2 separate regions of the Mus musculus genome follow, and region 1 is linked to region 2. A link is a contact called in ENCODE Hi-C or POLR2A ChIA-PET data. All regions are on one chromosome and are shown on one strand. Each heading gives the region's core, a stretch centred on a gene start or an enhancer-like site at or near the end of the contact. The rest is flanking DNA. Distances are from core to core; before and after follow the strand shown. Region 1 overlaps Cltc (clathrin, heavy polypeptide (Hc)). Region 2 overlaps Vmp1 (vacuole membrane protein 1).

What was found. Hi-C counts contacts between places; a loop is a spot of excess contacts on that map. ChIA-PET counts read pairs that join two places held with the same protein, here RNA polymerase II (POLR2A).
Region 1: a loop to region 2 is called in a map of T-helper 17 cell, with 2.5 times the contacts of the local background. The contact joins two enhancer-like sites. A Hi-C loop is called at or near these places in 1 of 37 maps with a recorded cell type or tissue (T-helper 17 cell). POLR2A ChIA-PET finds 5 or more read pairs at or near these places in 1 of 5 experiments (Patski).

The regions. Positions count from the first base shown.
Region 1 is chr11:86,732,106-86,736,338 of GRCm38, forward strand. It overlaps Cltc (clathrin, heavy polypeptide (Hc)), which reads right to left. Exons shown (of 32, transcript NM_001003908.2): 3 at 1,471-1,739; 4 at 400-561. Among named protein-coding and RNA genes, the nearest start is that of Cltc, 23 kb to the right of the region's middle. Within about 2 kb of position 2,634, at least 1 of the 3 ENCODE cell types and tissues checked has a DNase peak (open chromatin) inside an H3K27ac peak, as active enhancers do.
Region 2 is chr11:86,595,073-86,599,107 of GRCm38, forward strand. All of the region lies in intron 10 of Vmp1 (vacuole membrane protein 1), which reads right to left. Gm46289 (a long non-coding RNA gene) reads left to right here. Exons shown (of 2, transcript XR_001780284.2): 2 at 1-3,423. Among named protein-coding and RNA genes, the nearest start is that of Gm46289, 6.5 kb to the left of the region's middle. Within about 2 kb of position 1,351, at least 1 of the 3 ENCODE cell types and tissues checked has a DNase peak (open chromatin) inside an H3K27ac peak, as active enhancers do.

The DNA of each region.
Region 1 (4,233 bases), core at 1,384-3,883, 140 kb after region 2:
GAGTCTATGCAGAGTAAAGTGAAAGACACAACAAAAAGCCTTTGATAAAGACAATCAAAGAGCTCAATGGTCTCTAAAGGTTTATAATACCAGCACTCAGATCCTGAGGCAAGAGGACTTAATTCAAAACCAGCCTAGGTTATATAAAAAGACACTGCTAAAAGTTAAGATCCTCAGATGGCAGAATAGGATTATATTATATTATATATATAATTTATATAATATAAATTAATAATAATAATTAATAATATATTATTATATAATATAATTTATATTATTATATTTGTCAGGCACCACAAATCTGAATACTATGAAACTTAGGAAGAAAAATGAGTATTTTTAACTTAGATGACAAAGAGCAAAACAGACTCACTAAAATAATTATTGGACACAACTTACCTTTCCTCCTGCCTGACCCCGCACAGCAAAACAAAATAATGTTGATTCTTCTGCATTTCCTTCCATCTTAAATTGTGCAAAACTAGCTGCATGCCCTTCAATAGGCTGAGAAACTTTCCTATCTACAGAATACAGCTGCATAGCTCCAACCACACGATTTTGCTGCAAATAAAAACAAGAAACAAAAATCTTTAGAGATCCAATGACCCAGCAGATCTCAGATTCAGTTAGTGAAGCAGTTACAATAGTTTGCCAGCTTCAGCAGTACTTGTCACACACACACACACTCTCTCTCTCTCTCTTTCAGATTTATTTATTGTATGTATATGAGTACACTGTAGCTGTCTTCAGACACACCAGAAGAGGGCATCAGATCCCATTGTAGATGGTTGTGAGCCACCATGTGGTTCCTGGGAATTGAACTCAGAACCTCTAGAAGAGCAGTCAGTGCTCTTAACCAATGAGCCATCTCTCCAGCACCACATGTTAGTCTCTTATTGTAGATTGATACTTAACTTTAAAAGTTTAACTCCAAAATTATCTTATTAAAGTCTAATGTGAATAAAACATGTCTCATCCTGTCATCTCTTTACCCATCTTACTACAACAATACAGATTCACTCTGAAGCACACTGAGACTCCAAAAACATTCTAATCACTCAATCTTTCCTTAATCTGTGAAAATTAAAAACTGATAAGAGGGGGGCTGGTGAGATGGCTCAGTGGGTTAGAGCACCTGACTGCTCTTCTGAAAGTCCAGAGTTCAAACCCCAGCAATCACATGGTGGCTCACAACCATCCGTAATGAGATCTGATGCCTTCTTCTGGAGTGTCTGAAGACAGCTACAGTGTACTTACATATAATAAATAAATCTTTTAAAAAAACACAAAAACTGGTAAGAGTACTCAAGTTTCACGTCAGGTTAAAGGTATAAGCCAACAATCACTAAAAACGAAAACCTTTCAAAATAAATCAAATTCAGTAACATTGGGTTTAAAGACCTAACTGAAGTGATATTGAACAAAACAGGGCTTTAGGCCACTTCTTCATCACAAACTAACGAGAATTACCTGTGCAGATATGCCAGTGAGAAGCAACCATTTCTGCTTTGCATCTGTACGGTAATTGATGATCTGGCATCCTGCGAGGCTAGAATGACGATCAAACATTTTCACTGGCTGAGACTCTCCTTCCATACTCCAGTGATAAACTGCATTATCCGTAACAAGAGCAACCGTATTCAAAGAGATCCATTTCCAGAAGGTGACATCATCAGTCATGGTATGGGCCTTCATTTTACTTTTCATTTCAATGTTAAATATCTGAAGAGTTTTGCCAGCTGAATAAAGAATTAAAGAATAATGAAAAAGAAGCAAAGTTTAAAATTAATACCTAGCTAACTATCCCTACGTTCCAAGTAATGTGGTTTTATCCTGGGACTAATAACTATATGAGTCACATTGCTAGAACTACAGCTGAGACCAAGCAAACCAATGTACACCTGCACCCTTAGGCAAAACTCTTTATTACCTCTAATGAACACAACGGCAATACTATAAACATGTGACTTCTACAGGATTCTACATCCAAAGTGAAAATAAGACTAAGGAAAAGCTTTCTTACTGATAAAAAACAGAGCTGTAACTTTCATTGCATACTTAGCTCACACATAAACTAAAGTAGCTGTATATACAAAAGACAAAGCCAATCTAATAGAAACACAAGGAGGAAATGTCCACTTTTTAAAATGCAGTCATCTCTCACCCAACTCGATTTTGTGGAAACTGCGTTTTGAAAAGAAGTTGTATGTCAACTTTGCTGGTCACCATAGTGCATGCTACATTTAACTGGTCTAAGATACAAAGGGAAAACAGAAGTGCTGGAGAAAGAAGAGGAAGACAGGGGGAGGGTGGTTTCCAATGCTGTTAATATACTGGAGTGAGAACAAAGTCCAAGCTTCATCCAGTTAAGACAGTAAGCGTTTAGTAAAAGTAGGGGAAATTCGCATTTAATGTTAAAAGTCCAGAGTCAGATGCAAGGGCTTATACTTGTCGTTTGAAATTTGTCACAGTCGGAAAGGTGATTTCACTGAAATCAACAGCAGTCAAAGCCCAGAGCCATGCCTAGGCTCTGAAGGATAATCCTCAGAAACTGAGGGTAACTCTGTTCCTGAGCCACGGAGAATCTGGCTCCTAAAGGACAAAAGCTGTCAGAGTGGGAGGGTGACAAGGGAGGTGGGAAACAGACAAAGCCTAAGAGCTTTGTACGGCAACCCATCGTACTAAACAACAAAGCCTTCTTCTATAAGACAGTGTATGACTCCCATCCCACACGGCTTATAAACCACAACCAGACTGGAGAAATTGTGAAAGTTATAGTCCTGTTTATAAAAAGAAGGCATGAAGTTTAAACTGGCTTCAGAGGGAAGCAGAATATTTAAAGAATTTGCTTTTCTTTACTGTATCCATCAACCTCTAAATAACTAGACTTTTATTCTGTTTTACATGAAGGGGGCTAGACTATGTGTAAGCGTCTGGGGAAGGAACAAGGGATAATAGCTATGAAGTAGACAGATAGACACAAAGTATAACACACTATTTTGCAAAGCTATAAATTTTTTAAATCATTCTTTTTATAGAACAGGACAATGACTAACACAATCTAATTTAAGGTAACTCACCATCTGCACACATAAGAAAGCATTAAGAAATGTGATAAGATAACAGTAACATTAAAAATAGAAAAGAACTTGGCAAAATTCAACTGATGGCCTTTAAAAAGAGAAGTGTGATGTATGCAAAGCACTCGAATTCAAATTATTTAAGGAGGTCGACAGACATTTTAATACTTTAAAACGTAATATACTTTTAGGTAAAAGCAAAATGTATACTATCCCAAAATATCTGGTCATAGGTAAAAGGTGAAATATCCTTTCTGAAGATGAGATCAATTCTGCCTGACATAAATTCTGATGTTATGTTGACTAGGTTATTCTTAGCTCCCAACCTGCCAGTAAGATACTCCAAAATGTTCCAAAACCTGTACCACGAAACTAGAAAGTTCAGGCTTCTAATCTTTGACTTTCAGGTTAGTTAGTGATGCTCACGAACAAAATCTATGCAGAGATTCCAAATCTAAGTCTGTGAACTGTGCAGCAGGGAAGGAAAGGCATTTGCTGACAAGCCAGCCCCACATGATGGGAGGTGAACGGACTTCCCTGAGTTTCCTTCACATGTATGTCCCCCCACATAGATAGACAAAATAACAAACAGAATGTTCTAAAAAGAATTCTAAAAATCTCCTCAAAGCAAAAAAAACTCTCAATACTTCTAGACCCAAACTATTCAATTAAGAATTATTCAAGATGTATTTTTAAAGATTAAATGGGCTGAGCATGGTGGTGTATGTCTCTGATCCCAGCACTAGGGAGGCAGAGGCAGGTGATCTTTGTGAATTTGAAGCTAACCTGCTCTAATAGCAAGATCAGGACAGCGGGGGCAACAAAACGAGTGACCCTGTGTCACCAAAACAAAACTATACACCAAAATCAGGCCCCCAGTTTGAATGACGTGAAGAAAAGACAGGTTGAAAAGCTCAGTGCCTCTAATTCATCCACACTTTATAAATTACCAGGAAACTGAATTCTCTTTCTTATTATCAAGAAAAACAAAGGCTGAGATATAGCCCAGTACCAACCCTCTGCCCACTTGCCTAGCATGTGTGCAGCATTGGATCCAATCCCTAATTAAAGCACAAAGGAAAAGGAGGCAGTTTTAAATGCTACTTCAAAGGTCTAGCAGTTTGCACCTAGACTTCTTAGTCTTAGTAACTTC
Region 2 (4,035 bases), core at 101-2,600:
AAAGAATAGGTTGAGCTGGAGAGATGGCTCAGTGGTTAAGAGCACTGACTGCTCTTCCAAAGGTCCTGAGTTCAAATCCCAGCAACCACATGGTGGCTCACAACCACCTTAATGAGACCTGATGCCCTCTCCTGGGGTGTGTGAAGACAGCTACAGTGTAATTACCTATAATAAATAAATAAATTAAAAAAAGAATAGGTTTATGTATCTAAGAAGTAGGGTAATTAAAATGTGTCAGGAATTCCTGACCGCCTTTTGTTTTACCCTGTATTATCTAACAAACTGGATTTTTACTTTAATATTCCACTGAAATGCTCTGATAGTGCTAACTTCCTAATAAAATATCCATTTCTCATCAGCAGTCTAGCTATGCTGCATCCCAGCATCTATGACAGAAACATGGAAGAGTTTCTGCAGATTACCACAGACACAAGAAGGGAAGCTATCATCAACTGCAGAGGGAGGTAACTTTAAAGTCAGAACTGCGCCACCACAGCTGCGTCACCACAGTGGGGTTCTAAGCTAGTAATCCTTTCTCAGATCACGGAATGAATACTGGTGGGCCAGACTTTGTTTTTTGTTTTTTTTTCCAGACAGGGTTTCTCTGTGTAGCCCTGGCTGTCCTGGAACTCACTCTGTAGACCAGGCTGGACTCGAACTCAGAGATCCGCCTGCCTCTGCCTCCCGAGTGCTGGGATTAAAGGCGTGGGCCACCACGCCCGGCTTGGTTCAGACTTCTATAACCTTTTAAGAAAATTACTTTCATAATGACCAGCGTAAAACAGAATCAGAGACATGAACTAGATTACATTTTATAATAATAGTAATAAAAAATAGCCATGCAAGGTAGCCCATCCCTTTAAGCCCAGACAGAATTCTGTGACTTCAAGGACAGCCGGGTTTACATGAAGTGAGTTACAGGCTAGCCAGGGCTAGCCAGGGCTACCGAGTAAGACCCTCATTCAACAGAAGCAGCAGCAGCAGCACCAGCAACAAAAGATGCCCAAAAACACCCCAAAACAAAAACAAAAACAAACAAGCAACTCAAACAGAAAAATAAGAAAAGGTTGAGTCTTCCTCCTGTGGTCTAGGCTGACATAGCTCATTCTAACTACTTTCCATAGAGTGAAGAACAAGAAACAACATTCCGACTTCAGAGCTTAATTACTAACTGGTTCAAATGCTCTCTCTTGCCACAGGCAAGCCTGACTCTGAGGTCAAACATCAAGTTAACTGTTGTTAGGAGACAGCGAAGAAGAGCATGGAACATTCTGTAACTGGTGAAAAGTCCCTGTTCCAGCCAAGCCCATCCCCCAGCCCTCGAGTTCAATGACTGAGTTATGGAAACTTCTCCTGTGTGGTAAAACTGGGGACTTTGTCTTCCAATCAGACCCTGGCAAGCTGACAACAAGCCAATGTTCTGCATATGGCTTATTGCAAGTCACAGGCTTAATGTTATTTTCTGGGAATTCTTAGCCTCTATTTGGTGAGAATTCCGGAACATGTCATTTTATAATTACAATTTTTATCATTTGGTTCTGTACTTTAAGAAATATTCACAGGTCTCACGTATTTCTTACAATGTAAGTCTACAATGAATTAAAAATCAGGTTTATGTCATCACAGTAATAGGGAACAAGACGTTAACACTGCCTTTCAAGCTCTCAGGTTTGCTGGTGCTTTGGCTCTGACTTTCCCTCTGACGTACTCAGAGAGTACAAACCAATGCACAAGCAACATCTTTAAAAACAACAGAATTCTGTCCCTGCCCACCTGCTAAGAAACACACCATAAATTAGAAAGCTATTTTCTATATTCTAATCTTTCAGAATTTGTAAGTGGTCCACTATATCTGATTATTTATAGAGTATAACTTAGATCTATCTACTGATTTAGATAATAAGGACATTTTCCCTTAAACCTATTGACATTAGCAACTACTTTCTAGAATTGCCCTAGAAATAAAGCTGTTAATTATGATTGGGGAATAGGCATTATTGAACTTAGGGTGTCATGTTTAGCTAGGCTGTTCCATACTTATATTAAGAATAGCAGTCCACTGGGGCTGGAGAGGCGGCTCAGTGGTTAAGAGTACTGGCTGTTCTTCCAGAGAATCTGAGCTGAGCTTCTCGCACACAGGCAAATGACCATCTGTAACTCCAGCTCCAAGGACTCTGACACCTTCCAGTCTCCACTGTCACTTAAACACATGTGGTATTTACTCACAAAGATATACACACATACACGTAAGTAAAAATATCAAGGTCAGCCTGGTGTATATTGTGAATTCTAGGCAGCCACAATGCATAGTTGAGAGAAAGTTACAAAAGAAAAGAAAAGAAAAGAAAAGAAAGGAAGGAAGGAAGGAAGGAAGGAAAGAGTTTAAGATCATTCTGAGTTGAACCAGACAAACCTGAGCTACATGAACCCATGCATTCAGGATTTAGGGTTATATTTATTATTTTTGTTACAGTGCTAAATATCCCCTGTAAACACTCTACCACAGAGCTACAGCTACAGCCATATTGGTAATTTTCATTTTGAACACTTATATTTTAAAACATCTAGGCAGGCCTCGTTAATCCTAGCATTTGGGAGACAAAGGCAGGTGGATCTCTGTGAGTTTGAGGTCAGCCTGGTCTACAGAGCTAGTTCAAGGAAAGTCAAGGCTACACAAAGAAACCCTGTCTCAAAAAAATAAGAAGTAAATAAATTAAAAAAAAAAACAAAACAACCCAAAGCCAGAGAACATTTCCTATTTGAGCTAGGCATGGAGGTACTTGCTTTTAATATTAGCAGGTGTAGAGGTATGCTGATCTCGGTGAGCTTGAAGACAGCCAGAGTTATGAATAGAGATGCTGTCTCAAAAGACAAAACAAAGCAACAATGTCTTGTTTCAAAGTGTAGGAAAACAAATTTTGTCATGATTGGTGAGAGACTGTGATTATAATTTAATTACTGACAAAATACTAAAAACTCTTTTGGTATCTGATGTTGAAGCCAAATCTAATTAACTTATATTATTTAAAGATTTGTTTATTTAACCACTCAGCTATAACACACACACACGTAATTTAGACAAAGTTTCTCTGTGTAGCCCTGGTTGTCCTAGAACTAACTCTGTAGACCAGGCTATCCTTGAACTCAGAAATTTGGTGACTACCTCCCGGGTGCTAGGATCAAAGGCAGGATTACAGGCATGTGCGGGCTTATATATACTAATGAATAATGTGCACGCATATGTGTCAGCATGTACGTATGTGCACTCAGACAGGTGCCCTCAGAGGTCAAAGGCCTGGAGTGAGTCCCTTGGAGCTGGAGTTGCAGGTGGTTACAAGTCATCAATGTGCGTGTTTAAGCCAGAGCTATTTCTCCAGTCCCTCACTAGGATTCTTTTGGGGACCATGCTAATGCAGTTTAAAAGAAAGGAATAGGGGACAGAATATACTACAATTTAACCAAGTTGTCCAAATATTGAAGGCACTTCAACTTCTATATAATGTAGATAAATGGCAGAATTTCCTAGAAACTTCAAAATCTAAGGAAACAGAAGAATATTGGCTATACAAAAGATCTGCTGACTTTATAGGGTGGACCTTTATTTGAACACATGTGGTCATTTCCTGAGAATCTGCTGTGTGAGTCAGGCTGTCAGGTGCTCAGAACAGTAAACAATACACATGATCTCTGAAATTGAAAAGCTCACAGATGCTGGGAATGGGTCAGCAGGAGCAGGTGGACCTCTGTGGGCTGGCAGAAACAAGATGGTCATCAGGGATAGGGTGGTAGTTGAGTTGGTCCAGCATGCAAAAAGTCTTGGATTTAATCCCCAAAGCCACATAAACTGAGCTTGGTGGGGCACATCTTTAATCCCGGCTCAGGAGGTGGAGGTAAGTTTAAGAAGTTTAAGGTTAGCCTCAATTACATAAGAATGTTTGAAGTCAGCCTGGGCTACAGAAGACTCCCAGAAAAAATAGGGGCAAAGGGGGAGTAACAGAGGTAATCATACATTTATAAACATAAAGATAAACTCTA